Linked DNA regions of Homo sapiens: region 1 is linked to region 2. The links are chromatin loops, found by intact Hi-C in ENCODE. Cell type or tissue: dorsolateral prefrontal cortex. All regions are shown on one strand. Links, peaks and the distances in the headings refer to the core of each region. The heading gives the core; the rest is flanking DNA.

Region 1 (15,864 bases), core at 3,220-11,219, 220 kb before region 2:
TTCTGCGGTGGATTTTTCTCCAGGCTAAGGCAGCTGGATAAGCACAGCCAGGCCACAGCCCAGCAGCTGGTGCAGCTCCTCAGCAAGCAGAACCAGCTTCTCCTGGAGAGGCAGAGCCTGTCGGAAGAGGTGGACCGGCTGCGGACCCAGGTACTGTGCAGAACGCGGCGCAGGTGGGAGTCCTTGGGCGGGCGTCTACAGGTGGATCTTTTATGCACCTCAACAGGCCGGCTTTCTCACGGATCACATCGGTTAGCAGTAAGCTGGGAGGGAGGTCCCGAAGACTGTGCTGGGCACAGTGCAGGACCCAGAGAAGCGGAGCCATGGGCCCGTCCTGGTGAGGGAGTTAAAGTCCGTGCAGGTGAACAGACCCCGGCCCGCGAATCAACGAACCACACCGAGTGCCAAGTTGCGCCGTGCAGGCTGCGGAGGGTGCGAGAGCAGGGAGAAGCGGGAGGACGGCCGTGGGCGGCAGAACAGGCTTTTTGGAGGATGGTGGCCTTGAGCTGCCTCTGAAGGTCGTGTATGGTTTGAATTGGTTGAGGAAAGAGGTGTTCCCAATTAGCAAAGTCGTCTTGAATGGAAGGCAGGCATCTCATCCTAAATTAGCTGACTGATTACTGGGCTAATATCTGGAGTGCTTGCAGAGCACCCGGCAGTGTTACACACAGAACATGCATTAATTCCCTTTACCCTTGAACAAGCAGGCGATGCTGACTTTATTGTCTTCATGGTTTAGATAGGGAAACTAAGGCCCAGACAAGCATTACAGCTGGCAAGTAGGGACACCGCAAACGGAGGCTAAGCCTGACTCCACAGCCCAGGCTTTCCCCATTCAGGTTAGATCCGGGGCCACCAGCAGGGAAAAGGGAGGAAGGAAAGTGTCCCGGTGAATTTGGAACACAGTATGAAACCTCGTTTGCTAAATCGCTTCTCTTCCTGTCAGAGAGGCTGTGCATTTTGCCCCGTCAAGCAGTTTGTTAGGATAATGAGGTGGTCCGTGGGCTGACCAAGGCCTCCGCCTTTAATTAGGATTGCACCCAGGTGCTCTGTGAGTGCCCTGGGGACTTCAGGCAGTAAGTGCTTGGAATGATTAATATGAAAAATGCATCTGGAAATGAAAACGAAGAGGAGTCTCATTCTCCTCACAAAATGACCCTGTGCTCAAGGAACCTGTAAGTACTGACTTTTCCCACTCGGTCCAAAATCCCTCTGCCAAACATGTGTTCACAGACAGTAAATGAGCACACCCAGGCGCCACGGAGCTAAGGCCTGGAGGTGGAAATGCCTCTACTGTCCCCATGCTTCTGAGACTGCTCCCAGGGACTGTGGGGGAGCGGGCCGCTCAAAGTCCGAGCCACAGCCGCACTGCCACAGCTAATCTAGGAGGCGAGGCCTCACCTGGCACGCTCCATGGCAGGGCCCTGGAACCTGAATTTTGCCAAGCTGTTGGGATGATTCTGGACGACACTACATTTTGAAAACCTCTGAAGTGTTTGGAGCTGGAAAGAACAGAGAATTATTCCAGGTTGTGTCACTGTGCTGAATCCCCTGCCCCCGCTTCGGACAAGTAACTTAAGCCTTTTTCCAGCCTCAGTTTCTCCTCTGCACAGTGGGCATGGTGCACGCCTGGCTTCACGGGCTACTGGGAGTGCTGAGTGCAGGCGGGATGCCCCACGGGCCCTTGGGCACACAGGCTGAGGACGTGTGAGGGTGTTTCCTTTCTCCCTCATCTTCAGAGGGTCCTGGGAGAGGTTCAGGGAAGGCAGAGGCCTGCAGAGCAGCAGCTGTGGGACCAGTGCCACTCCCCTCCCCTCTGCTTTCAGGATGACCCCCTCATCCTCCACCAGACCCAGCCCAGAACCCAGCCCTGTGGGCAGGTCCCCAGGGAGGGCCCCAGCAGCACCTGCTTTAGGCCTGGCCAGCCAAAGATCAGGACCACTGGAGCCACTAGGTCTCCTGGCAGGTGACTAGGCTCTTGTCACATAGGAGGGAGGGACCGTGACTCCTGGCATGAGTGAATCTTCAGCCTCTAAAGCCAAGAACTCTGTCAGACCTCAGGTTGTGGGGAGTCTTCCGTGGAAGCTGGAGCACACGGCAGCTTCCTTTGGGCTCTGGACTAGATCAGGAGAACGTGGGCTTTGCCTTTTAACTCCCCATCTGCCTGCTTTACAGCACACTTAGATCTTAACATGGATCACCGATGCTTAGAAGCTTCTTCCAGGGCTTTAAAAATCTGGCTATTGCCAAATGAGTTGCAAAATTTTCACAAAACGCATTAAAAAAACCCCAAACCTCAAAAAATCCTCAGAAAAACTAGCAGGTCTTTCTTTCTTCTTTTGCCTGAAGCAACAGCAATGATTTGCCCATTCCTGTGCTATCTGATACTGGCCCATCTGGCTCATCTCTAAAGCGGCCTTTCAGATTCAAATATTACACTTGGAGTTATTTTAATATGAACATGACAAAAGAAATTTGGTAGAGGGAATGTTGGCTTTCAGTTGCAAATACTAGTGGTCAGAGAGGAGGCAGGGATCCAGGTTTGCAAGCTCTCTGCTGAATATCTAAACCCAGAGCCTGCTTTTTCTGGCTAAGCCTGGCCTTCACCTCTAGGTAGGGGCTGTCAGTGGGCTTCAGCCTCTGCGATGCCTTCTTGTCATGGAATCAGCTTGAGTTGTGAGTTAGGCTTCTGCTGAGCCATGATGTGGGCGAGGCTGCTGTAGGTTCGAGCAGGTATTTTGGATGCGGTGCCGCCTGAGGGCTCCGGAGTGCTCAGCCACCCTCTCTGTTTTCCTGGAGTGGCCTGTGGGTCCAGATCTTGGGCAGCTGAGGGTTAGAGCTGTCCTCATGTCCGGGTTAGAGATGGTTTAACTAAAGGCTTCCGTTTTCTCAGCCTGGATGAGTTAAGCTTAACTTAATTTTGCATGTCAAACTCTAAACATCTCTGTCCACTTAATACCCAGAAGAGAATGGGTCGGGCAATGGTTCCAAAGCAAAGTCCACCCCTTTCCTTCCCTCCCTGTCCTGGGTCCTGAGCCCCGCTGCCCCTGGTGGTGGGGCTCAGGCTGGCCTGTGGCCTCCAACAGGAAGTGTCTAGCCTGTTGGCAGGCTTCATTATTCTAATTGTTTCTGCTTGAATTCTGAAACACTCACAACAACATGGCTGGCAGAGGGAGCCCCTGGTAGTGGTAGCTGCCACATGGATGCTTTTGGCCACGAGAACCCCCATCCTCCCCGCTCCCCGGCGCTGTCTGCGGTGGGCAGGACTCAGGGCACTGGCTCAAGCTCTCGGCTCGTTTCTTGGCTTTTTTTTTTTTTTTTTTTTTTTTGAGACGGAGTCTTGCTCCGTCACCCGGACTGGAGTACAGTGGTGCAATCTCTGCTCACTGCAACCTCCGCCTCCCGGCTTCAAGTGATTCTCCTGCCTCAGGCTCCCAAGTAGCTGGGATTACAGGCACCCACCACCACACCTAGCTAATTTTTTTGTATTTTTAATAGAAACGGGGTTTCGCCATGTTGGCCAGGCTGGTCTTGAACTCCTGACCTCAAATGATCCGCCCACCTTAGCCTCCTAAAGTGCTGGGATTACAGGCGTGAGCCACTGCGCCCAGCTGTTTTTTTTTTTTTTTTTTTTTTTGATGAGTTTTGTTCTTGTCGCCCAGGCTGGAGTACAATGGCATGGTCTTGGCCTACTGCAACCTCTGCCTCCTGGGTTCAAGCAATTCTCCTGCCTCAGCCTCCCAAGTAGCTGGGATTACAGGTGCCTGCCACCACGCCTGGCTAATTTTGTATTTTTAGTAGAGACTGGGTTTCTCCACGTAGGCCAGGCTGGTCTCGAACTCCTGACCTCAGGTGATCTGCCCACCTTGGCCTCCCAAAGTGCTGGCATTACAGGCATGAGCTTTGCCCGGCCTCTTGGCTTGTTCTTAGTTTAGGGTGACTACAAATAATGGCATTATTGATCTCCTGCCTCACCTGGGTTCGGAAACAACTTCAAGAAAATAGCTTTTAAATGTCATGAAATGGCTCTTACTTGTCCTTGTGGAGAAACAGACACTGAAGCACTAGCCCAGCTTTGCCTAGATGCAGTTCCCCACACTCTGTATTCCGGGAGGGTCAGGGCCTCCAGACACACACCCTGGCCTGTCTTTTGTTTGAGACTGGGCTGGGTAGTCGCACTCTCGCCCTCTTGAGAGGCAGGCCCTGGCTGGGGGAGGCTGAAACCTTGGTGGTGGGGGTGGGGGGAGGGGGATTCGGGGTGAGGGTGGTGGGTCTCAGGGGAGTTTGGGCAGGGCCTGACAGCTTGGAGCAGGGTCAGGGGTCTGCGGCCCAGAGCCTGGGGGCTCTAACATCTGGCTAGGAAGGTTGGAGCCAGCTGGTGAGGAAACATGAGTCTTGGGGAGAATGGCATCTGGGACAGGGGAAAACAGAAATTATCTGTCCACTTAGAGGATGGTCTCAACCATCAAGATGATTTTCTGTGTCTGCTTTCTTATTTGGTAATGAATACGGTTTTGGCTGACTTGCATTTTCTGGTAGCCGTCGTATCCTGAGCAGGCTGCTTGGTTCTGTCTGCAGTGTTCAATCTGGGGAGTGATTCCCTTTTAGTCCCCTCATATGAATCACTTACAGTTTAGAAAACAGAGTCGGAAACTGACTTGTCAGTGGTTAATCAGTTGGCCCTATGACTTTTAAGCATTCTTGGCAGTGAATTTACTTTCTAATTTGATTTAAACTTGTGCATGGATCCAGCAGCCATATGTGATTATATTCAAGATCATCGACATTATCTCATTATACCAAAGGACTCATAGAAGAGAGCCGAAAACAAGCAGGGGACACAGAGACACAGAAGATGATGAAGGGAGGAAAGGCCCATTGCAACTGGAAGCAAAGGGAGAAGGGAGGTTCTAGAAAAGTGACAGCTCTCAGGGAGCAAGACTCCCTGCCGAGGGAGGCCTGGCTGCAAGGCGGAGCTGCTGCAGGCTGCCCATGTTAGGCCTTGGAGGTGTCACCTAATTTACTGTGGTCCTTCCAGGAGCCCTGGGGGCCTCGCCCAGCTGACTTAGGAGCTACCACAAAGTTAGCTACCTGTAAGACAGATGGCGCTTGAATAGAACAGCAAATACATTGAATAAAATAAATTAAAAAGCCTCCTCCTGAACCAAGATTTTTTGGAAAGAATTCTAAATAGATGAAAACAAACAATTTGATTTCAACCAAATTGTTGTTTTTTTGTTTTTATCCTGATTTTCACCCGAATTGTCAGTCTCAAAAATAAACACTGATACATTCCCAGAAAATATTTTTCAAATAAAAACTGACTCTGTTAAAGTTTGCCCTGATTCTTTCAAAACTGTGTACAAGACACTGTCAACCAAAGTGACTTGCATATTTTTTTAAATAAACTTGAACATATGCAGCTAAAATGTCATTAACTCCCTGCTGCCTGAGTGTTTTTAAAAAATGACACAAGACCCTGGGTGCTGCATGTCTAACATAAGCATCTCGCGACCTTCGGAGAAACTTCCCCAAACACCTCCAACAGCAGACAGTTAAACTTTTTGTTTTTTGACTGAGCGCCCCGTGTATAATTAATATTGAAAAGCGCATAGGGCTTCATTTTAGCCAGACTTGCTCTTCCGTTAACAGTTCACTTTGTCCAAGAGTGAGTACTTTCAGAATAAGAATCATGGGAGAAAAGTCAATTGAATTTTATATTCCTTCAGATACATTCACTCTACTTATTGCTTCCTGAGTCAGACATTACATTTCACAATATAAATTCACAATCAAGATTTTAAAGGGAGCTAAATATTTTAATCCAATTAGACAAGTGAACAAAACACTGAATATTGCATGTAGTGTAGATAAGTGGTTCTTGCCTTTAAAAGACTGTAATTCCGTCACATTACAACCCCAAATGTCAGTGTTGTCTTTATTTTTAACACTTTCAAACATGAGGCAGCCAGAGGCTCCACTCTCTGCTGTTGGTGACACTGTCTGTCCTTTGGGAATTCTTAAAATCTATTTACCATGGAAACATGGTTCATATAAAACACAGACCTGCCTGTGTGTAGAGGAAGTTCTCATGACTCAGGGGACTTGAGAAAGCTGGAAGATGACAAACTCAGACCCCACGGTTGGGAAGGAACCCTTGGGCTTGGGTGCGCCCTGGGGAGGACAGGTGGCACCGCAGAGCCAGGGCCTCCACCCCGGCCTCATGTGTGCTGGGGCCTCCCTGGCCTGTGCGGGGCCGCCTCCCTCTCCCCGCCAAGTCCAGCTCGAGATGCTGTCTTACGGAACGTCCCACTTCATGTCTGCAAGGCGGCCTTCTCTGTGGATACCTTTCCATTCCTCTGGTTTCTGCGGCCCTGTTCCTTTCTCGGAGCCCAGAAGCAGCAAAGCCAAGCCCTGCGGTGGAAGGGAAGGAGGGCTTTGAACTCTGACTGCGGTGTGGAGGCTGTTATCAGGGGCCCAGCCGGGCAGCCAGGAGGGAAGAATGGCCGCTGCCCTGCGATGGCCTTAACCGTGAGCCCCCGCCTGCTTTGCAGCTGGCAGAGCCAGGTTCCTGGAAAGGCCTGACCCGGAGGGGACGAGGCCCCTCAGTGAGAACTTCAGTCGCTGTGCTGGGGACAGCAGGGCCGCAGGGGCCTGAGGGTGGCTGACTGCCCCTCGGCTCTGTAGAGGAGTGCTCCCTTCTGACAGGTGGGCGGTCCTGCTCGAAGGCCGCGTTTCCCCGACGTTCTGCCCAGCATGCTGAGGGCACCTCTCTCCTCAGTGCGTTGGTGGCGAGCCAGAGCTCACGTGGCTTATTTCATCCAGGTTGCCTTCCCAATTTGGCAGCTTAATTCCGTAGATATCAAACTGGCTGCCCCTCATCTGCCAGAGCAAGCAGGAGAGCCTCGCATGGGAGAGTCTGGACTTTGAGGTCAAACTGCCTGGATTCGAATCTCAGCTCTGCGTTGCTTCAGAGACATGTGTTAGCTTTCATGTCACTTGATTTCTGGCAGAGAAAAAGAAAGAACCAGCTTCCCTTTAAAAGGAAGTGCCTCATATTACCCAGAGCCCAGCACAGATGATTATGAAACCAACAGGATTAGTGCTGAGATCATTGTGGGCTTGAAAGGGCCATTTGAGATAAATAACCATTTTGTACAGATAGAAAAATAAGGCCCAGAGAAATGAAGTGAATGGAATTGGGAAGTGGCTGGGCAGGGAAATGAACTTCTTCTCAGGCCACAGGATGTGTGGATGGGGGCAGGTACCCGAGCGGGTGCGGGCGGAGCCGGGCCTGGCTGGAACAGCTGCCGAGCCCTGGCCCCGGTGCCCAGAACACGAGGCGGAGGCGGGAGGCGAGCCACCAAGCGAGGCAGGGGCTGCCCTGGAGCTCTGTCAACTCAGGGCCAGCTTTGAAATGCCCCAGATGGAGGTAGGGGGAGGGGCCTGCCCTCTCCAGTTACAAATGGATGCTTTATTGCCAGACACACAAGGAACAGGACCACGTTTTGACTTGGCCAAACAGAGACAGCGTGCCAGTGAGCAGAGCGGACAGCAGGGGGGGAAGGGGTTGTTACCTTCAGAAGGGTTGGCTAGAGCCACCCACGGAGACAGTGAAGTGCGAAGCCCGGGCAGGTCTCCTGTGAGCAGGGGCGAGGGGTGCCACCATCTCCCCGGGCTGCCACTTCTGGCTGGTTTGGGAACAAAGCAGCAGCAAAGGCTGGCTGGACCCCACAGTGTGGTTGCCTGGGGAACAGTTCAGGTCACCCAGAGCAACTGATTTCTTACACTCAGAACTTAACAAACTTTAGAAATAAATGAGGCAGGGTTTGTGGAGAGATGACTCCGATAGGATTTAAAATGAGAACAAAGAAAATGGGTTAGCAGCTGTGTGCCTGCAGATGGGGGCACGTTTCCACCACCTGTGGACAGCACGGCAGGGGAGCAGTGGCCAGGGCGCCCTGTCGCCCCCCTCTGAGCTGCAGGACAGCCACAGGAGGGCCACAGCAAGGGCCATGATGACAAATGGAAGGGCAGAAGGACGGGAGACACTGGCTGAGGGCTCATGTCCCACTGGCATACGCACGCTCTACTCTCCTGGACGAGACCATGATCACTGTGGTGTTGATGACAGGACTTCCTGGAAATAAGCATCGTGGATATCCCTAATGGCAGACAAGCCAGATGTGGGCAGTAACTAAGGCTTCTGTCTCGGTCAGAGAAATGTGTGTTACCAAAGAGTCAGCAAATGGAGGCGACAAAACGGTGACCTCCTAGGACAAATTATCCAGCCCTCCAGTGCTGACTGAACGCTCACCATGGGTCAGGCACGGCTGTAGGCACGGGTGGGGGGGGGGGCGTTGAGCAGTGAACGGTAAGTTCAACAGTGTGAAAGTGGGGATGGATATGGGGCTTCTCACCTGAACCGCAGGAAATACAAAGCCCATAGAGATGGCCATGGCTGATCTGCCGCAGGAAGGAATCAGGCTGACTTTTGATTGGTTCCTGGTGAGGCCCGTACATCTGTGTCACCCCCATGCAGGCCCACGGAATCAGGAGGTCACCCGTTTCTGGAACAGCTCCGATAGTGATAAATTGCTAGGTGGCCTGGGAGCCCACAGGCATTATGTAGACTCATCATGAGAAATGCCTGTTTCCTGGAGCTTATCAAAAAATTCCGCAACACATTTTACTTTTACTTCAGGTCTTTACGCCTATTCTGTATTGTGTGTACGTGGGTGTGTTCTCTACCCAAAATTCATCACTGCAGCCTTGAATTCTGGGCTACAGCAATTCTCCTACATCAGCCTTTTGAGTCGCTGGGACTACAGGGGTGCGCCACCACACATGGCTAATTTTTACAATTTTTTTTGTAGAGATGAGGTCTCACTATGTTGCCCAGGCTGGTCTCGAACTCCTGGACTCAAGCGATCCTATTGCCCCAGCCTCCCAAAGCACTGGGATTACAGGTGTGAGCCACTGTTGGGTTGTTTTTCTTTTGAAGTGTTATCTGTTGGGATTTATGCTTATCCCTTTTGTATTCAGTCATCCTAGCATTTCTAAAGTTAGGAAGCCACTGTGTCAAGAGCGAGGCCACCAGGCCACCTGCCTTATGTGGCCAATCCATGGAGCAGGGGTGGAGGGCCATTCAAACCAGTCATTTAGCAGGACTGTGCTGGGTCAGTTCGATCACCTGGCCTGGAGGGCACGTCAGCTTGGTGCAAACCCTGCGTTTGACAATCAGATCGTGTTGGTGGCAGTCTCCGTGCTGTCAGTATCCCACTGAGGACAGAAGGGAGTCCCCTCTGCAATGGCAGGGCTCTAGGGCATAGTGCATGGGGTGGACTCCTCATGGGCCACTCAGACAGGGCCTGGAGAACAAAGCATCCCGTGGGCCCAGGAAATTGTCCACCTGGCTCCACGGGCCTGGGAGGGCTGTGTGCATGGGATGGCAGGTTTACGAGGAGGAGTGAGGCCTCCTGCCGGAGCCCCACCTGCATTCAGCCTGAGGCCAGGCCCCCCACCTACTCTAACTACCCTGCTGAGACCACCCCACTACTCACAGACCTGTTCAAGAAAAAGTTGTCCTCAGGGTCTCTCACACACTGGGAAATCTACTTGAAATGTAAACATTACTTTTTCTCATTTTTCATAAAAGGCAACAGGCTGATGTTCATATATTTCTCTTGAATGCGGATTCAGTTTCACTCATTGCCCTGTCTTGGAAATCCCCATGTTAATGATGGCTTAAATTAGGTTGATAGAGTCCTCCCTTGGAGTCCAGCTTGGAAAATCCTCACTGGAGAGGGGCAGGCCCACTTCTCTTTTTGGAAGATGGTTCCTAACTAAAGAAAGAGGGACCAGATTGGGCCCCTGGCCCTGCAGTGCGTCCCAATTTATCTGACGTAGAAACCGGGATTTGGAAAATACCATCCTGGCTTTTCTCTGGACTTCACAATCTAGAGGGCGAGGACTGTGGCCCAGTCACCTTCCCACACAGTGCACAGTAGAAACTCCAGACATGCTTTGTGGAGTGGAAACATTTCCAGTGGCTTCTGACTCTAGTTCCTGATGTGGTTTAAACTAATTTGGGCAGCCATGGCAGCAGAGGCCAGGAACAGTATTCAATACTTTCTGAACTTGTGATTCTCCCCCAACCTGATCTGCATGAAGCTACTTTGGAACATTTGTATCTGCGTAAAACTAAGAGACCTCAGTACACCCAATCCCCTCTTCCAACACATGTGAGGTTTCCATGTGAAAGTACTTTTTCATAGGTTACAATAAATTGCTTGCAGTTACAAATTTGGAGGTGTTTCAGCTTGTATTGTTTCACGAGGAATTTCTTAGGGGCACTTGGCCTACACCCTGTTTTTGTTCTAGAATTACCTGCCGTTAAGGTCAGATAAATTTTCAGTAAACAGATTATGGCACAAATCAATGTGTCCTTTCCCGGACAGAAGAGATGGCTCTCTGGCCATGTCCTAACACCAGACTGTCCTTATTTAAGAGGCAGGCGTGTCTTTTGTCTAGGTTGTCTTCAAATTTAACCCATTAAACCAGTTAACCTTATTTCATATGTGAAGGGCTTTGATGTGGACAAGATGAGGCACAAACTTTTCATATAATTTCCACATTTTTAGCAACAGGTTTTTTTCTCCAACAACAGTTTTCATCATAAAAGGTGACTAAACCAGCAAATGAGAAGACAAATAACATTGAAGAACATGAGCTATTGAAACTTACTTTTTATTATTTTTTCCAGTTACCCAGCATGCCACAATCTGATTGCTGACCTGGATGGAACAGAGTGAAATAAATGATTTACAAAGAGATATTTACATTCATCTGGTTTAGACTTAATATGCCACAACGCACCACGACCTTCCCAGGGTGACACCGCCTCAGCCTGCAGTGGGGCTGGTCCTCATCAACGCGGGCGCTGTCCCCGCACGCAGTCGGGCTGGAGCTGGAGTCTGACTCTAGCTGAGCAGAGCTCCTGGTGTATGTTTTCAGAAATGGCTTGAAGTTATGTGTTTAAATCTGCTCATTCGTATGCTAGGTTATACATATGATTTTCAATAAATGAACTTTTTAAAGACTTGAGTTGTAATGTTTCCTTTTTATCTTGTAGTGATGAACAAAACACACCAAAAAGGCACATATTTTAACTAGGCCAAAGTATATTAAGGACCAAACTTTTTTTCCTGCCATTCATTTTTCTTTTCATGATCTATATATCAATCATCCTTCACCTTTAATCAATGTCCCATCAGACTCCATTTTATTTATTTATCGTCCTACTTTGTGCACAATCAATCAATCAGGAGACACCAGGAAGCACTATGCATTACTCTTTCCATTCTGTTAAACAACGAAAACAGACAAAAAAGCATCTTTGGCTCGGTGGTGTCAGATTTTTTTCTTCAATACGCAGTATTTGAGAGGAGCCTAAAAACGTACTTAGTGAAATTAGAAAATTTACTTAGAGTATATCAAATATCTGTACACAGATAATTATTTGTCTAAAATAGTATTTCTACTATACACAATTAAGCCCTCAAATGCTTTAAAGTAATAAAAACGGACACTGGACATACCGTGTTGTATCTGAGAATGACAAACACTAAAGGCAAGGCTGCAGTTAGTTAGGACAGGTCCCTGACCTTCGGCTGCCCTGCCTGGCCAGCGAGCCATCATCCTCATCACCATCTCAACACAGAGCTGATGTCACCATATGCTCAGCCTTGCCTCTCAGAAGTGATGTGGATTAGGCTTTGGAGGCGGTGGCATGATCTACACACAGAGACCATTTGAATCTCTTGAGCATGTAAAAGGTTCAAGCCTGAAACAGTAGAACTTCTATTCAGATTCAGAAGTTTTTTATTTCATCAAATGTGCTAGACATAAAGGCTGTCACATAAGATATTTTAATTGTCCTTAATTCTGTTTTAGATATACTGTGAATAAATTATACAATATTCTAAAAATAGCACCTTTAAAGAATTATAGAGGTCACTTTTTTTTAGCCTCCTGGATCTGTCAACCCCAGTGGTTTTGAGAGAAGAGCACATGTGAGAATGCCCTCAAATTTGGCCGTGTGACATACACATACATGCTTGACTCACTCTGGTCCCAAAAGCCATTCCTCTGTCTGGCTTCGTCACAGGAGCAAAGCCAAGTTTCTACAATAGTAGCTTTATGAGGTAAAATCAGAAAAAGGCCCCATCCAGAATGATTCAACGTGAAGTCAGACTGCAGTCCAGCCATCCTACCCATCTACATCACCCACGTCTAAGTTTGTTAATTTGCCATGACATGTTGTTAGAAATACACTCTAAGAAAGGAAATATGCAGAGCAGTACATTATCAGGAAGACGTTAATGAAAAGCTACATTCCTTCAGATTCTGGGTCCAAACCGTGTGTTGTATAGATGATTCGGGTCTGAATGTCCCCAGGGTCTGAGACCTCCTTCATCCCTGGCTTCACAGTACATCCATCCTAAATCCAGTGCTGAGAGGTCAGCGTTTCCCCTCAGAAGCAGCCGTTCATCAAAGTTTGCACAACCGCACTACTGCCATTTCACTGAAGTAAAAATGATCCCCTATGTGTGTGTGTGTGAGCTACAAGGAATTATTTCTATATTTTCCTGTCACATTTTATACAAGGTAGGTTAATACCAGCTGGGGCTATTAAAAATCATGTTTTCATTAAAGAAGATTTAATTTGGGGGGATTATAGAACCACATCCAACAACAATAAACAGAGAAGTAGCAGATTGACATAGTGCTTTATTTAAGCTGTCTGTACGAAGGAAAATCATGTTCATCCCTATCATATACGTGTAAAAATACTAAGGATGTACAGTGTACAAAAACAGTTTCTCCTAGTTATTCCACATCCTTGTGGGTCATATACTTCAGGAAATAGACAGGTTTAGTATGACCAACAGTAATAGTAATACAGTTTCTTGGGTTTATAGTTGCATCTGCTTAAAATCCTTAACCAGATGACTAGATCTTGCGCAGATCTAATGAAAGAACTAGCAAGGTCAAGAAATGTCACAAACTATAAAGCTACAGGGAGGTAATTCAATTACCAATTTAGAGGTTTTCTTTTTATTTAAATAAATACTTTACATTTCATGCTTGCCTGTAATGCACTACCAGGAGCAAGATAAGGAAATTCTACTGTAGACAGTACAAACAGTAGCAGCAAAGTGTGTATGTTGAGGTGTAATAGAGAGACCCTGCAGTTAGTAAGGAAGGCCCTTACTTTTGTACTCTAGGAGAAGCAAGTGGCCCCTGCAAGAACAGTCAGCTTTAAGAAGCTGGAAATCAGGGATGGGAAATGGAAAACAATACTTGAATAATGCTATGTAATTAGTGTAGAAAGCAAAGCTGAGCGCGACCCTGCCAACCATCTAAGCAGAAATGGCCAATTTCCTCCAAGATGGCTGCATTATGACAAGAAGTCAAGCTTCATGACAGTTAGTATGGGCTGGAGTCTGCAAAGTCTGAACTGTATTCTCATAGAATGATTCCAGGTTTCAGGGTGTTCCACCTGCCAGAACCCAAAACTACAACTATGGGCGACACAAGGGAAGTTTTAGAAATCTCCCTCTACACGCATTTCTGGTTTTCTATTATTCCTCCATGGCAGCTGACAGATCTGGAAGTGAAAATAGGGGATTCTCAAAATCAAAGCCAAGAAGACACCTTGTGTGACACCAATGGAGTCTCAGAGGGTGGAATAGAAGTGACTGAGCCCCAGGCATGGCTGGGAACTGAGAGCCAGTGTGAGGAGTGGCCCGCCTGGGGCAATGTCAGTGCCAGTCATTAATCTTTAAGAAGTGTCCTTGGCCAAGGTCATGGGAATCACTTTAAGATTTGCGGGAGAAAAAACCAAAACAACAAAAAGCTGTGTGCTTAGTGTTCGGTGTCATGCTTTCCCTCTAGAGGAGTAAGTGCTCTGAACATCAGCCAGTCTCAGCTTTCTGCTCTTCCTCTCACCTGTTTCTTTCTTATATAATGGATGCAAGACAACTTAAAGAACATACCTTCTAGTCTACTTTTTTGTCAAAATGAAACATTCAACATAATTCCAAGTGAAAAAAAAAAGATTAGCTATGTGTGTAAGTAAGAATGAACTACCATTTACTGTAACTTCCTACTCAATACTAAGGATGAACTTCACTCAGGTAGAAATATGAAAAAGAAGGATAACGTTGATGTCTGAATATGTCTTAGCTGCCTTAGTAAAATGCCCTTTAACCCCCGTCAGTCCCAGTGGCCCACCCACTGCCAGCAGTGGTTTCATAGCTATAAATCCACACTTCCAGCGTCAAGAGGCTAAGACATCTGCATATGAATATGATTCATCCTACTTAGAAAGTCACTTGCTCTTTCATACAATGCAATCATAATACTACGTCATGCTGTAGTCTTCCGTTTGGGAGCTGTCAGAGTTTAACTAAAATACATTTCCATGATCACTCCGCGGAGTAGGATGGCCTTCTGCTTGCCGCAAGAGTGGCCCCCAGCCCCTAGGACTTCACAGGCTGCTTTGGAAATTGTCAGCTCCTAGCACCAAAGGGTTTAATCTGAAGATCATCATTAATGAAGGAGAAAGATGAGGTTTGCATACATGCCCCCTTTCAGTGAGAAATGTTGGAATCTGGGGGACATGAGTATATACAGAAAAAGAAAAGCTGGAGGTGTTCTCTTTTTTTGTTGTTTTTTCCCTGATGGCTTAATTCAGTGATAAATGTACCATGATCCCAAGAAACACACCAGGTTCTTAGCCTTCACTGCCCATTTCCTAAATACTCAAGATGTGTTCATTTTGCCACGTAAAGATCATTTCTTATCTTCACTCAGGTCTCAATTTTCTTCATTACTTTTTGTTGCCAGGTCATCATAACGTTTCAAATTCTTAAATGAGCAAACGTCAACAGCTATTTGTTTCATTAACCCCTTGGCATGCATAGTTGGGGATTTTCTCATTTTCAGTACCAAGGGGTTAAATGGCAGCATCTCTTCTCCCAAAGCCAAATTCTAACCAATATATTCCATTTCAGAGCCTTATCATTTTTTTTAACAGAGGAGAAAAAGTGCATGATTCTCATCAGCGTGTACAATCCTTGCACATGGGTCAAAAGTAACTGCAGTAAGTCTATTTTATATAAGTTGGAGCTGCGTTTGCTAACATGACATACAATTCTCATCACTAAAAAATAAATACTACTGCAATATAAACAAAATCATAAAAGGACATTCAAAGTTTCAACATCTGAGAAAAAGCTAATTCACGTAGAACTGAAAGTAAAAAATTAAATAAGGCAAACACCTGTTTACCTTGGTGTAGAAATTTTGGTGAAAAGCAGTATCATTATACCTGTCTACATTCTTCAGCCATCAGAGGTGATAAATGTCAAGAAGGAAAAAAGGTTTCCAAGCACAGGGGAAAGATGCTCTCTGGCTCAAATTGTTTCATAAGACCCTTTAAGTGACCTTGACTGTGCATATGCCTTCAGTTCTTGGTAGAACAGTGTTCACTTGCTCATGATTGCCCGTGAAGTCTCGACATCCACATGTGATATGGGCTTCTTCTACAGTATCCACCAGGAATTTAAAAAAAAAAAATTATATATATATATATATATCCCAACAGTTGTTCAGTCCTTCTACCAAATGCTTCCTAATCAATTCCAGCCACAGCTTAGTGATATATGCCTACTTCACGCACGGATCTGATGTGCTTTACATATGCACGCCACCACCCTTCCACAATTGCTTGTTCTGAATTTATAAACTAAATCTTCTTAGTCTAGTTAGTTTTTCTCTTCTAGAAAGTTAAAAAAT
Region 2 (15,864 bases), core at 3,102-11,101:
AGGAAGAAAAGGAAACATGAATGTCCTCAGCCAGGCACTGTGCTCAGGCTTCACTTACAGAGCCCTCTTCACAGCAACACTGAGACTGGTGCTGCAGTATTCTCACTTTTCACAGAGAGCCATGCTGAGGCTCTGAGACACTGGGACAAGCTAGTAAAGGACAGAGTTAAGATTCAAAGAGTGGTTGGGAGCGCACACTCTCAAGCTGGACTGCCTGGGTTCAAATGCCAGTTCTGTCACTCACTAGCTGTGTGAGAGACAGTGAATGCTGTTTAATCTCTCTGGGTCTCAGCTTCCTCTTCTGGAAAATGGGGACAATAATAATGGAGAAATAAATTAAAGTTTGTAAAGCATGTAGAACAACATCTAGCTCACTGCAAGCATTATGTAAGCATTTGTTAACTGAATAAAACATCTCAGAGTAAGGCTAAGGAAACCAATCAAAGGAGATTTAGTGAGTACCTAATATGTACAATATGTTAGACTACACAAAAGTAACTAGAGTGTTTAAAATAAAATGGAATTTCTTTAATTTGTCTAGACTATCACTATTGCACATTAGCTGAGCAAAGGAGGTATTGATTTTTTGTGGATAAAATTTCTATTTTTGTTATTCACTTTGCTTATGTCCTGTCTTCATCCCTCATTACTAAGAATAATGAACTGAGTGTCGCTTATGTTTAACTCATTGAAATCTCTAGTGAAAGACTGACAATACCAACTGTCACAGAAATCATCTTTCTTAATTCAATAACAACTAACTATAGGGCAAAAAAATCAAAAGCCTTCCACTGAATTTACTACTAAACATTGCAATGTTTCTTTCAAATTATAAGAAAGTTACTCCATACAAAAAGAAAAAAGGACACAACTCATTATTCTGGGTTTTTTTAATTTTAGATTCAGAAGGTACATGTGCAGGTTTGTTACATGGATATACAGCATGATGCTGAACACCTCATTATTTTGACATCAGGCCTTCCCCACTCTTCCTTTCTTATTACAAAAATTAATCATCATCTAATCCCCAATATTCTGAATTCAAAGAAGTGTTAAGTCACACATCAATATCAGGTCTTTACCTCTACTTTAAAAACGTATGCTTTTATAAGTGCACAGGAATAAGTGTATTTCAACTTCTAGTATATTTATACATAGCCACTGCATATACAGCAAAGTAAATTACTCTTGATTCATATTATATTTGAAAGATGTGATTATGCTTAAGTTTTTAAAACTGAAGGGAATCTATGCTTCCATTTTAATGAATACTGCTCTATATTAAAAAGTGTGGCTTCAAATAATTTTGAATACTAGAATATCTGCTATCAAAGACACAAAAACTAAAACGCACCCGCCAAGTAAAATCATCTTAACTTTTCCAGGTAATTTTCTTATACTCTCTATGAACCCATCTAATTTGACAATTTATGGCCAGTCATGTTAACATTTTCTTAGACTAGAACTGAACATGTTTAAATGATATCGTCGAATTGAAGGGCACAAACATTTTAAAAGAACACAACAAATCAAAGAAATGCAACCACAAATCAAACACTATTCAATTACTCAAATAAATAATTTTGAGTACTCCCCAAAGAAAGCTTATAGATAATATAAATAGAAAAGCTGCTTCTCAATGTTAAAAATGAATTTACTTACCTTGGCCCTCTGAGGGCAGTATTACCTAACACATAGAAATTTCAGAAAACAATCTTTACCTATCATACTAATAAAAACAAATTTCTTAAAATGAAATGGGCATATTTGCTCATTATACGTACATATTTCTTTCCTCATCATTATCTGTACCTCAGTAAGCATAATAATGCTGTTTTCAAATGTTTCCAGTGACTTTGAAAGGAAAGATTTTCTTAAAACCAAGGCATCAGGAAGGAAAATGCATGGAATCATCAGTATCACTGAAGTCATCCAAAATACAATAAAATAAAAAAGTATATAAGAATTTTACATTGCATAAATAATCTAAGTTCCTGTTTTGCTCTCTGTAGAATAATTTGTTTTTAAAAACTGCAGGACATCTAAATATACAATCTTTCAGTAAAGACAAAGTAATTTGAGGAGGATAACAATTCAGTTCCAAAGTGTCTTCTTAAAAGCAGCCAATACCAATACACTCGTTTGTTACAAATCACTCATTTATTAATGAAATATAATGCAAATGACAAATTGGCAATGTGGAGTTGAAGCACTCACTGAGTTTTCATAACTGATTCTTACACTAAGAATCTTTACATAGCATAAGGATTATCCATTCTAGAATCTAAGTCAATCAATGTACACTGGGTGTTTTATTCCTTTTGCTATTTCACAGAAAGGAAAAGTTTTCTAGCATTCACTTATCAAAGTTTTTTTTTTATATACAAAACACTGAGTAACTTACCCTATATAATCCAGTGGTATGATAGACCTTTACTTTAAGAATATAAAAAGTGCTAATCTTTATGTCAGAGTTTTACATACAAGTTAATTAGTAACTATCCAACTTTCCAGGTCCCACCACTTCTCCCATATAGAAAAAAAAAAACAAAACCTAGCATTAAAAGAAAAAAAAAAAGAGCTTCTATTGAAGGAAGATAAAAATTATTACAAGCAGGTAAACAGCAAATTTACTTTGACACAGCAAGATCTCACGTGGATGACACTGATTGCCATTTAGTAAAAATGTGTTTTATTTAGGTTTTGTATTTACTTTTTCAAAAAAGTCCTTGCTTCTATAATTCAAAGTATAGTAGTTCTCCACTCAGGAACTATGCCATTATTTAGCATAACTTTGAATAAATTAGATTTTTAAAATTTGAACTACTAAACAGTCTTATTCTTTTTAAAGTATATAATATCATGGATATTTTAAGATCATAAAAATTTAAATTCTATTTAAAATCCTTCTTTACTAAATCAAAAGGTAAAAGGAACTAGCTTAACAGTTGAACATACTACAAATTCAGGGAAGGGAATGAAGGTCATTTTATAAAATTCTTTTCTATAATAAATATATATACTTACGTTTAAATATCTCTTCAAAAAGATGCCAGGAAACAACAACTGCTGTTCTATGCGTTCTTCCTTAGAAGTATAAAATTATGAACTTTGATGCTGTGTTCCAGTCTCAAGCAAATAAGTGACTTGCTTGGCCAAAAAAATAGACAAACTTCACGATTTATGCTTTTCCTGCCTTTGTATCTTAATCATCTTCTGTTCTAAAAAGTGCTACCACGTTTACCCACATCTTTAATCAGATTTTTTTGAACTAAAACACATTAAAAAATTTAAGCCAAAACATTTAGCAAGATGCCTTAAACAATATGTCAGACAGTGAAATACTCTGTTTTCAACATACTGGCCAATATTTTTAAAAATTGCTATTCATGCAGTATTTTGATGAGGCACAATTCAAATATACATTAAAGCTAGAAGTTTCTGAAGTTTTCTGAATTATCCTGAAAATATACCAAGTACGGTTTCATTTATTTGTGAAAATGTCCTTACAGTTTCATCCTCATTTGTGATATATTTCATAGGCTATGGATATTTCCACTTCTTTGGTACTGTAAGTTGTTTTTTATAAAAAACAACAAAAATTATTTGTTTATAAATTTAGACTGTAACACTTAACTATCTGTCTAGAAATACTGGCATCCATCACCATGTGCCATTAAACATTAAAATATCCTTATATGAAGCTACTAGCACTCCATTCAAAAGTGAGCGTTATTTTTCTAGTGTAACCAATTTATTCTTTTAAACCAAAATAGAAGTTCTTAGTCACTATACCCCGTCCTATGAAAGACTCTTAAATACTAAATTAGGTGGCTCTCCCAGGTACAACAACCCTTGACTCATCATCCAAAATTATTCAGTAATATTTACTAGCGTGGAATGCCGGATGAAAACAATTTGAAAAGAAAAATGTAAAGAACCACCACCTACATCTGTATGGGAATTAATCATACTTTTAGGTTTACTGACTTCCTCATGTCGACCAAAGCCATATCCTCTTTACTTCTCTAAGAAAACACTTCTGCTTATCTCAGCACTTTCATCCCTATGTGAGCTTAATTAGTTTCTTCATCTGCAAAATAAAGAGTTGTGACAATCAAATAATGCTTTAAACCTCCATGAGGAGAAGAAATATTATTTTTAGCTAGGTGTTCCAAAGTCTCATTTTAAAGATAATAACCCAAATACAGCTTAAGTACTGGCCGTAGCAGAGAAAAGTTCAGCTCCAAAATAAACTGAGGTTACTTTTTTAAGTATGAAAAATAATTTTGTAGAACAAAATGTGAAATCAGCTGGCCAGGCACAGTGGCTCACGCCTGTAATCCCAGCACTTTGGGAGGCCAAGGCGGGTGGTTCACAAGGTCAGGAGTTACAGACAAGCCTGGCCAACAAAGTGAAACCCCGTCTCTACTAAAAATACAAAAATTAGCCAGGTGTGGTGGCACGTGCCTGTAGTCCCAGCTACTCGGGAGGCTGAGGCAGGAGAATCGCTTGAAACCCTTGAACCCAGGAGGTGGAGGTTGCAGGGAGCTCAGACCATGCCATTGCACTCCAGCCTGGGTGACGGAGTGAGACTCCATCTCAAAAACAAACAAACAAAAGAACAAAATTTGAAATCATCATCACTAAATAACCACTAATACCATACATCCGAAATACTTTTATCCAACTGTTTTCTTTATATTTTCTTTAAATAATTTATTTCCCTCCACATTTATAAAACAATCATATATCCCTAAATAAACATAAGGTTCCAAGAAACAACCTTCTATCTGTGACCATTCTCTCAAACAGCCTCTACAGCTTGGTATTCTTATTCTATGATAGTCAGAGCATTATATAAATACTCCAATTGTAATAGCTACAGAGCTCTAGACTTGCACATAACACCTAATAAAAATACTAACAGCTACTACTGAATTCATTCAAGACATTCTAAATATATTATCTCATTTTGTTTTCACAAGATCCTTGAATAGCAAGTATTGTTTCCTTCTTTCAAAAGATGAAGAAATTCACATTTAAATAGTTTAAGTGACTATGAGTAAATTCACTCATCTAAGTTAAGTGATATTTAAATCTGGTCTTTGTAACTTCAAAGACATTCTGCCTTTAATATTTCAATCACCTTAATATGTATACTTGCCTGTACTACTAAGATTTAGCAAATGGCTCTGAAAGAATCAGAAGTAACATATCATTAATAAAGCATAGACCTGCAAGTTTGCTTGTGTATAAAAGTTGGTATAAGCTTGCTTTTCCCAGTCACTCATTAATATCCTGACCACTGACAAACCATACCCTCTCACTTTAATAACAAACACCTTCTACTTAAAAAATGGCATACTGCTCGCCTCCAAACTTGGTAGGGATATTAGGATTGACTATGAAACTGTAAATACATGGACATAATCCTACACACAAATATGGATATATTCACGGCCACCTATATAAAAGAAATAAATACATGAGACAAAGGAAAAGTCAAGGTGGCTGATGATTTTCTATGCCTTTTCAGCAAACACGGATTAGAGTCACTTGAGTAAAAACTGACGGTGAGAGAGAAAGTTTTTTCTAGATAGACCTGACCTCTATTTCTTTATGAAAAGCAGAAAATAACAGATAACCTTCCTTTAATTCTTTCAGAAAGACATTACTCTGGACACGAAGCTCTGTCAGTACGTTGGCCTTTCAACCATGCTTTGGGCAATTTCTGCTTGATAATTATGCAACAAAACCTTAAATGTTTTAGGAAGGCATGAGTTCCAAAAGTCAACATAAGCACTTTTTAATTCTCCACACATATTTTTTTTTGAAATGTTAAGTCCACATTGGGCGGAAAAAAGAAAAAAGGAGAAAAGTCAGAGCTTCTCTTTTTTGTTTTCTAGTTATTCCATTCATATTGATTGGTTCTGAAATGTTACAAAAATTTTTGGTGTTCTAGAAAATAAGTAATATGGAAAATTTTTACCTAAGGTCACTGTTTCTTCTCAATTATTTAAGGTGAAAGTAATAAACCAGACATTTAAGTAAACATGCTCACTTCCATCTAAATATAAATGTTATCACAGCATTTGAAAACATTCCAGATATATCAAATCTCTAACACCTAATGTCAAGAATGTATCAGAAGGAAATATACAACCAACTCATTAATGCTTGATAAAAATGCACGCTTGTCATTTATAGAATCCATGACAACCATGAGAAAAAGAGTATGTACTGATCAAAAAGGCCAGGTTACTATATAACTTTGTTTCACAACTAACGACATTTAAGTTCAAAGTATTATGGAATTACTTACAAAATAAACTGGGTACTCTCTACCTCACCCCTAGTGGTAGGCTATGAAACAAATCGATTCAGTTTAAAATAGTTTATGTGCCGACTAGTGTTAAAACGTTCATGTATGCATTAAGATCACACCAAATCACCTGACTGATTCCTTCATCAAAAGCTCCTCTTGGCAGTTAGCAGTACACACCTAACATTAGCCAAACAGGTTATCTACCATCAACACGGAGAAATAAGAAACTTTGTATTGCCATTTAAAGAAGTTGCTTTCTAAAACTAGACATGAATAAGGGAGAGAAGAGGAAGTATTAAACCCCTAAACTAATTAACGAAATAAGGGAGGGGGGATGCAGGAAAACAATGATAATTAGTATGTACCCTTGGTTAACCAAATCCACACATACATTCATTCTGTATATGCACAAACATCAGCAGCATCATAAACCGTCTCAAGTTCTAGCCATTATTCAGTTCGACATCTGCACATGTTTATGCGTCTCTCCAAACAACCTCTTGAACACCCTGCTGGAGCTGTCATTTTTTTCTTCTCCCTATCTGGCAGATGGCAAGTCAACAATCGGCATCAACAGCAGCCGAATATCTCCCCCTCCATCCTACCCCCCTAAACAGACACAATAATAACTTCTTTGTGCTTCCCTACAATGCAGCTGCTTAAACCATTTCGCTACAAGGCTGCTTTGCCTTAATAAAAAAAAAAAAAAAAAAAAAAAAAAAATCCCTTCTGTCAAGTCTAAAAAGCAGCATAATGTTAAGCAAGCTAAAGCCACAGCACAGCTGCAAACGGGCAGACACATTGACAGCTCCTCCCTTAACAAAGCCCTGTGAATTGAAGGGGGTTCATCTGAGGCTCACACAGTAATTAGTATAAAAAAGTCCGACAGCCTCTATTATGCTAAGGGAAAAAAAAACTGGACAGAACTGGGCTGCTGTTTTGCGTCAAGAGTTCTGCTGCAGAGTAGATAAATCATGTTGGGTTTTTTCCTCTCTTTTTAAAGACAGTAATAAGGAGGATGAGAGAAGCTAATTTGAAAACTTGGACACAGTAATTGTACCATATGGTGAGCATTTATCCTTTCTGAAATGCACGCTAACAGTCACTTACATGCACACTGCTTTGTTTTACAGTTGTTATTCTCTCTACCATATTCATAAAATGGATTTGAATATCTGATACTCAAGATAAGTTGTGTGTAATTAGCAAGAGAACTGCCTAGGTTTAATTTATTGGCCTTGCACTGCAATCTAGTAAAATGCAAAACAAAATTAAACAATGTGTCCACTTTGTACAGATATTTTTTCTTTAACTCAACAAAACACTAATGAATACAAGTTCATTGGAGTGTTTCTAAGTTAAGGCACAGTGTATTTTGAAAATTCCAACAGAATAAACTATAGCTGTTGATAAGATTTCTGATATGTCACCATAAGAATAATTTTTCAGAAAGATCACCTGGTTTAATTTTGTATTTCACTGAAGCAGATGTAACTCTTCCTCATATACATCAGTAAACCTAGATGCAAGAGAAATTTCCTTGCATATGTCCTAAAAATTTTAGGAAAAGAAATTCTGTCATTTATTAAATAGTTATTAAGTACTCTGTGCCAAGCACCTATCTGGCACGGGGAGGAGAATATAGAAAAGCTTTCACATTTTTTTTAAATCTAAACATAAATTGACTTATTTTGTCTACTTCAAAATTCTATAAAAATCTACTATTTGAAGAAAGACTTTAATAACACTAATAGTACACTGGTTATCATGGCACAATATATATCAAAATATATAGGGAACAAGATTAGTTTAATCAGAAGTAAATTCACTGTAATGACATCTGTGTGACCCTTTTAGGTAAAATATTCTGTGTTTACTCAATATAAACTATGTTCTAAAACTGACATACTCAACTAGAACTCATATGAATCCTTTAAATTTCAAGTGGAGTAAAATCACTGGTTTGAATTTCTACAGCATCCATTTGACCACAAGTATCCTTCTGATCAATATTTTGGGGACATGAAGAAGCAGAATATTTTAAGGTATTGTTAGTTCAAGACAGAACTAAGAGTCCCTACTAAAGCTTGAAGTAATCTGTCTTTAGAAGAAAGACTGTGACTCCACCCAGGAAATTGGGCATAATTACATTAAGAAGGAATGGCTTCATCCAGAAAGTACCACTAATAATTTTCTACAATAAATCTCCATTTTGGCTTAACAGAAATAAACTTGGTCACCCACTACTAGTATAGTGGCTTCCCTTTATGCTACTGGTATTGGGCCATATGACCAATTTACACCTTGGATAAAAATATTCACTTTTGTATACTGCTTTACAGTTTACCAAATATTTTTAAATATTAACATGGGTCTTAAAAGTTCATTATACTGGGCCGACTTTGGTTTCGACATAGACAGATGTTTTGATTGAGAAATATGTGACCAACAACAGAAGTCTGATTCTGCATACTTTCAAACTGGGTGAATCCTACTGTATTAACAATGTCATGATACTATCTGGTGTTAAACAAAAAATGGGATCATTCTCTACAAAGTGGAGAGAGATCATTCTTTTTCTAAAAATCTGCAGAAAAACATTACATAATAACTCTTCTTGTTAAATAAACGAGGGAAAGAAAAAAAGTATTTTTAGAAGAGAAACTTTTCATTATTTTGAAAACAGGTTCAAAGGTGTTACCAAATGACTTATCTTTTTATCACATATGAATAAAAAGCCATTCTTAGTGGAGAAAAAAAAATTGTTTCCATTTAGGAAAATCAAGTTGAGGATATGTGTGTACACTGAATACTCCATTTAGTGATAATACTTAGGGTAAATGGGATGTGAATATAAGATCTGAAAATTTAACAGAATAATGATGGCTTTGTCCAGGAAAGGTGTTGTTACACCATTTGATCAAAAGTTTTTCTTAGTTAAGTCTGTCAACAATTTCTGAACTACCTGAAACCATTTTGATTATATCAATGACAACACTGCAGAAAAATTTGTCTGTAAGGAAAAATTAAGACTGTTTTAAAAGCTTCTAATAAGAAATATTTGCCAAGAATACATGATTTTTAAGAAGAATTCTTCTTCATATAATCACAATTCTGATATCCTTTACCTAAAGGGGAATAGGGATAATTAAATTAGAACAAAGCTGTAAGAAAATGTTCATAAATAAGAATTACAGAACCAAATGATCCTAGTGGGTCTGGTAAACATTCTCATTTTTATTTACCTACGTTGCATCTTTTAAGAGCTCATATCTGCCACAAAAGTAACAAGTTGCTGTTTTCTTATTAAATGTGAATAATTTCTCATAAGATCTAGCAGGTACCAAATACAATTTAATTTATAATGTATGGGGTATTATTAAATACTTGCAAATATTAAGTCAAAGACTGACATACCACTAAGAAAATAATGCAGTGGTCTATTGATACACTAACAATGATGGCAAAACCTAATCCAAGACTTTGGGATGCAAAAAACCTAACATATGGATATGGACTTCCTCAGCAGAAATTCGAGTAATGCATAGTTTAAAACAAACTCTTCATTTCTATAATAAACACAAATCAAGCAATGAGAATACCTAACATAGAATTTTAAATTCAGAAAGACAAGAAATTAAAAAGGATTACTTCATATTTTATAATGATGTTGTGGAAAAAAGAACGAAAAGAGGAGAGGTCATGTCTAGAATAGTATTCAGAAGCAGGCCTCAGCCAAATATTTACCCCTGATACTTGTCTTTAACCTTAGTGCTCTATTAGAACTCTTTCAGTTACAAGGAACAAAGATCCACTGAAGCTAACACAAGTAAAAATGGGTCATTCTAATAATACTAACACTTCATCCAAAGAATACAGGTAGCCCTTTTGCAAGTAAGATCTGGAAGGTGATTAAATCACTTTCTTTTATCTTCTTCAGGGATTGTGTCAAGTCTGGCTTCTGTCCCTGGTCTCTCTCCCATTCCCCTCCCAGGCCTGGATGGATCTCAGTCTGTCTGCTCCATCTTCCACACTCTACCCACCAGCTCCTTAGCTCACTCAGAAGTTTTTTTCCTTCATAAACTCAGCTTGCTGCTACCTCTTCCAGGCAATGCTACCCATGACACATAATACATTAAAGAATGTGGTTTAGTGTTACTTTAGAAATGTTTAAGTAACTTCCATATAATTTCAATTTGTATTAAAGTCTTTTAGTATACTAGGTAATCGAAATGTCTTCCCAAGAGTCATACCCAGTGGCTTTTAAATTGTGGGTCAAGATTTTTAATTTTCAAGGACTAGGTAGTATCAAAAATACTGGAAGCACTGGCAGACTCCACCTGATAAACAGGCTGGGTTCCAATGGTCATTGTCAGAGATTTAAAATTTAGTTTATCATTTTAAAAAATTATTAATACAAATGGTAACTAGTTCCCACATGTCATTAGTTAAAAAAGCACTGTATAACTACTACTTGCTACTTTAATATTTGCTTTCATTCTCCTTACTTCATATGAGAGACAAGTCAGATATTAATATTACCATCAGTATTCTATGCTCAAGAGTTTCAAAGCTATAAGCACCTGATTAAAGAATGAGACACTGAGCACCCTATCATTGGACGGCCACATATCAAAGATGTTATAAAAGAAATTTGAGTTCTGAGTTAAAGGTGGTATCAAACTGCCCCATAGGTTACTTTTAACACCAAGATTCTAGTATATTGGTGATTTTACAGATTAGGAAACCAAGATTTCAAGTTAAGACACATGTTATTGAACTAGTTCTTTTGACTTCAAGTCCAGCTAATTTCGATCATAAAACATACATTGTACATTATACTTGTAAGAAATCCTGGAATCTCAAATTCCTTTTAACAGTACTTTTATTTTTAAAATAAATTATAAGTTAGAATCCAGTTATGCTGAATATGCAACATTTCTATGATTACACCCATTAAAGTATGCAAATAAGAGTAAGGTCAAAGAAGAGAGCTACATTCATTTTACATTGGATGCTATGCATAAGAAAACAGAGGACCTTTCCTTTTCAAGTAGAGTAGCAATTGCTCCTAAAACACCACCCAAGGCTCAGCTGAGGTGGTCTCTTACCATTTGTTTAGAAGGGAATCTGATCTGTAGCTGAAGCAATTATGAACAGGAGGTAAGAAAATCCCCATGTCTTATAACCATTTCCAACATACACACAACTGGGGACATGGATGTCCACAAGCCAACGATTGTATGCATTCTCTGTATCGTTACTTACATAGGAGATGAAAATTGGAAACATCAAGTGAGTCATGTAGTGTATTTTTAATTTATAATTATTAAATCTTCACTTTAAAGTTTTTTTTAAAAAAAAGCTATCTAAAGCCACAAACATTTTACCTATCTACTGTTTTGTTTTGTTTTTTTTCAGACAGTCTCTCTCTGTCGCCAAGGCTGGAGTGCAGTGGCATGATCTTGGCTCACTGCGATCTCTGCCTCCTGGATTCAAGTGATTCTCCTGCCTCAGCCTCCCGAGGCTGCTACCCTTACAGCTGGGATTACAGGCCCTCACCACCACGCCTGGATAATTTTCTTTTTTGTATTTTTTTTTTCAGTAGAGACGGGGTTTCACCGTGTTAGCCAGGATGGTCTCGATCTCCTGACCTCGTGATCTGCCCGCCTCGGCCTCCCAAAGTGCTGGGATTACAGGCATGAGCCACCGCACCCAGCCTCAGCTTCAATTATGAAGAGTAAATGCTAGCAAAATGAATTGATGAATTTTTTCTTTTTAAATATTCTATCCAATATTTTGCATGTCCAAAACACAAGGTAAATTTCACCTATATTTAGGTGTTGTAGAAGTCCAACAAACTGGATTTCATATATGCACAAAACAAGCCATAATCCAATTATTTTCATGGGATAAGTCATTCCCTAAGGGGATAATTCCCTTAGGGATAATTCCCCTAAGGGAATGACTCATTAGGGAAATTATTCAAGTAATGAATCTAACTCCCAGCAAACAAGATATATAAGGTATGCAGTTCTATTCATTTAAACATTCCACCTTTTTCTGAGTATCACATATGTCAAGACAGTCATTGCAAAAACATTTGCAAGCTGCATGTGGAATGTGGCAAAATTCCTTTTTAAAAAAACCGATAGTGTTTAAATCCTATCCCAACTCTCAGAGACTTTTCTTATTTCATAATGCCCCCCTACTCCTACAACTCCCAAAATTACTCTAATTTATTCACATAACTCTCTGCTAACTTTAAGTTTTTTGTATCAATTCCCTAACAAAACATTCCAAATTGTTCTATCTTTTATTCATCTCATCGAGTTCCACACCAAGTCTTCCTCCAACTGGAGTCACACCCCAATTTCTCACTCCTCAGTTCAACTTTAGTTTTCCTGACTACCAATTCCAATTGCTAAGAAATGAGAAGTATATTTTGAGTAAACTAAATTACATACTCAAATCACTGTTGAGTGTATCAGTGAAGGTAATGCTGGCTGCTGAGAGAGGTAAATCATGACAACTTAGTGCTTTACTACAATGAAAGTTTTGTTTCTGGCTCATGTAAGGTCAAAACAATGTTTCCTTTCAATGGCAGTGACTGAAGGACCTAGAATCCTCCCTTTTAGAGGCTCTTCCATCTCCTTGGTTTCATGACTGCCATCAGAAGGGAAGAGAGAAAGAACACTGAACACAGATGTTCATGACCCAAGCCTAGAGGAGGCATGCGTTAATTCTGCTCACATGTGAGTGGCCAGAACTCAGTCGTATGGCCACACCTAACTCCAAGACAGCTGCAAAAAACAGTCTAGATTGGTGCTAGGGCAGAGTAGGTGTATTACGCGCAAACGGATTTGGCCAATCTCTGCTACACTGAACATCTCTTGTATGTTCTTAAATACTTACTTAATAACCTTGGTGTTAAGAGAGAGACATAAGAAATGAAAGCAACTGTATATCTAAAAATGGTGGCCGGGCGCGGTGCCTCACACCTGTAATCCCAGCACTCTGGAAGGCTGTGGTGGGCAGATCACCTGAGATCAGGAGGTCAAGACCAGCCTGACCCCATCTCTACTAAAAATACAAAATTGCCCGGAGAATGGTGGCACATGCCTGTAATCCCAGCAACTCGGGAGGCTGAGGCAGGAGAATCACTTGAACCCAGGAGGTGAGGGTGCAGTGAGCCAAGACCGTGCCATTGCACTCCAGCCTGGGCAACAAGAACAAAACTCAAACTCAAAAAAAATTAAAAATAAAATAAAAATAAAAATGGTTAAAAATGGTTAAAATGGTAAATTTCATGTTACATATATTTTTGCCAAAATAAAAAGGATCTTAAAATCTTTTTGATGAGACCAAAAGACATAGTAAAAAAAAAAAAAAAAAAAAAAGTTCTAAATCAAACATGAGCAAATGTCAAAATATAATTAAAAGCTAAGTATAATATAATCTTCATGTGTTTTATCAATACTACATAGAGTTCTATGATTTTTATCATAAATAGGATCTCAGCCTGACTTGGCCTGTCTGCTCTGGTCTAAAAGATGTGAGGAGAAAAAAAGAGACTTGTTAATATCATAATATTATCTTAAACCAGTAATTCGAATAAAGAGATCTCCTCAAATATTAGTATCTTAAAATTATAAAGTAGATAAATATTAAGGGTTAATACAATTTGGAGCCAATCAAAATGCAATAATCTCTTGTCCTTTTCCTTTTATTTTTTACGTATTCCCAGATGGTCCAACTATTCCGAAAAGCTCACGGTATATACTCTTGAGAAAATAAGCATGTAAAGCATTCTTTTAAAGTACTTGCCACACCATATTCTACTGGCAAATAGGGCTAATGCTGGAGCTCAGAAAACAATACTCCAAAATATGGCACTTCAGCACACAAAGTACTTTGCACTGGAAGGTATCAGAAGCAGCCTCAGAACCTGGATCTCTCTCATCTTCTCCTGCCCTCCTGTCTCTTGCCCCTCATTCTCCCCCAAAGCAAGTACAGACACCAGAATTCCTCCTCACCAAAGCAGATAATAAAGACTAGATCTCTCTTCTCCAAAGCCAGCCATAAAAACTACAATTACTACTCTAACCTTCCCCTCACCTTTCTGTCTAGGAACTGGCCTAGACAGAAATTCTGTCTAGAAATTCTCTGACCTACCCTTGTCCCAATAATATAGGTCATAAGACCCTCATCAGAGGGGTCCTGTCCCATACCTGGGAGGAAGAAACATTACAAGAGAGAGGCCAAGAAGAATCTGAACAGACAGGTCTTGGTGAGTTTTTATATGCAGTCTATTAATATTAGATCATAACCTTTTTGTCCAGTCCTATTTCTACATAGCTGTCCATTTTTCACTGAACCTAAGCACTGAAAAATGGATAGTTGTCCCATATGTTTGGGGTCTTCACTCTGAAGGCTCCTGTGTCATGTAAAACTATAATTAAACAGATTTGTTATGCTTTTCTCTTATTACTCTGTATTTTGTTATAGGAGTGTTGGCCATAACCCTTATGATGGGGAGGAAAGGGATCATTCCCTTTCCACTACTATACTACCAAATATAAACTAGTAGTACCCTTATAATTCTTATATTTTCTTACTATTTTTTACATAATGGAGAGAAAAAGGAGTTAATAACCCTGGGAAATTTACTATGCCAATGTAATCCTACCTACTTTTAGAAGGTATCAAAATATTTGTAGAATTAAAAGAATGCCACTGCTAAAAGGAAACAAATTTGTGTAGTATTAGATAACACTCCTGTTGCTTCCAGGCAAGGCACATCAGAGGTGAGATTACCCTACAGATAACTTTTTTAAGAAAAGATATAAGTAACCTAGGTATTATAATTTTCTAGATAACTTTTAAGTAACATAGACGTTATAATAATTTTCAACTTTTATAGCAGATTTAAATTTCTACATATTATATAACAAAATCTCTAAAGGAGCCAAGCATAAGACATTCCAAATAATTTCCAAACACATTTTGGCTATGAATACATTTCAGTTTTACAGTCATTAAAATTTACACAGCTTAGCAGGTCACAGCAGGTGTTACGTTATTCTCACGAACAAAAGTTTAACATTAAGAACAATTCATATATTTTGACACATCTGCTATATATATTCGTGTTGCAAGGACTAGACTGCGAGCTTAAGGTTTTATTATATTATGCTTACATTTGAACTGGTTATCATAAAAAAGAAACATTATACTATAAAACTTCAGAGAAAAAGATATACATTAAAATAGCAACAACCTAAATTTACTCTATAATATAAAGTTCCATCAAAGCAGCTCCATCTAAATGTTAACATGTCTAAATATTCTGTGCATGCTTCTGAGTACATGCATATGAATAAAATGCTAAGGGGAAAACAACATAATTGCCAAAATTTGTTTTATAAAAGGCATTTCCCCCATCACATAACTTCACCATTTCTAGTAATCATCACACCCCCAGACCAAAGCACGAAGTTAAAGAAGGCCCTTATAATACACATAAAAAGTCAACA

Evidence for each region. Peaks named below come from ENCODE experiments on the same cell type or tissue, not always from the same donor. Only the 100,000 strongest peaks of a DNase experiment are listed, where the experiment ranks them.
Region 1: a loop joins it to region 2, with 2.7 times the contacts of the local background. A loop is called at or near these places in 4 of 110 quality-filtered maps.

Annotation. Positions count from the first base shown.
Region 1 is chr1:243,488,991-243,504,854 of GRCh38, forward strand. It overlaps SDCCAG8 (SHH signaling and ciliogenesis regulator SDCCAG8), which reads left to right. Exons shown (of 18, transcript NM_006642.5): 17 at 24-150; 18 at 10,766-11,101. The coding sequence ends at 10,795. It overlaps AKT3 (AKT serine/threonine kinase 3), which reads right to left. Exons shown (of 14, transcript NM_005465.7): 14 at 10,734-15,864. Among named protein-coding and RNA genes, the nearest start is that of MIR4677, 150 kb to the left of the region's middle. RefSeq lists enhancers at 849-1,372, 1,373-1,896, 7,163-7,814. In dorsolateral prefrontal cortex, for the core only: no CTCF peak of the experiment used is centred there; a DNase peak (open chromatin) is centred at 7,381; H3K4me3 peaks cover 1,319 bases; H3K27ac peaks cover 7,173 bases.
Region 2 is chr1:243,706,724-243,722,587 of GRCh38, forward strand. All of the region lies in intron 2 of AKT3 (AKT serine/threonine kinase 3), which reads right to left. Among named protein-coding and RNA genes, the nearest start is that of AKT3-IT1, 80 kb to the right of the region's middle. RefSeq lists an enhancer at 6,442-7,868. In dorsolateral prefrontal cortex, for the core only: a CTCF peak has its summit at 6,370; a DNase peak (open chromatin) is centred at 7,138; H3K4me3 peaks cover 1,745 bases; H3K27ac peaks cover 2,913 bases.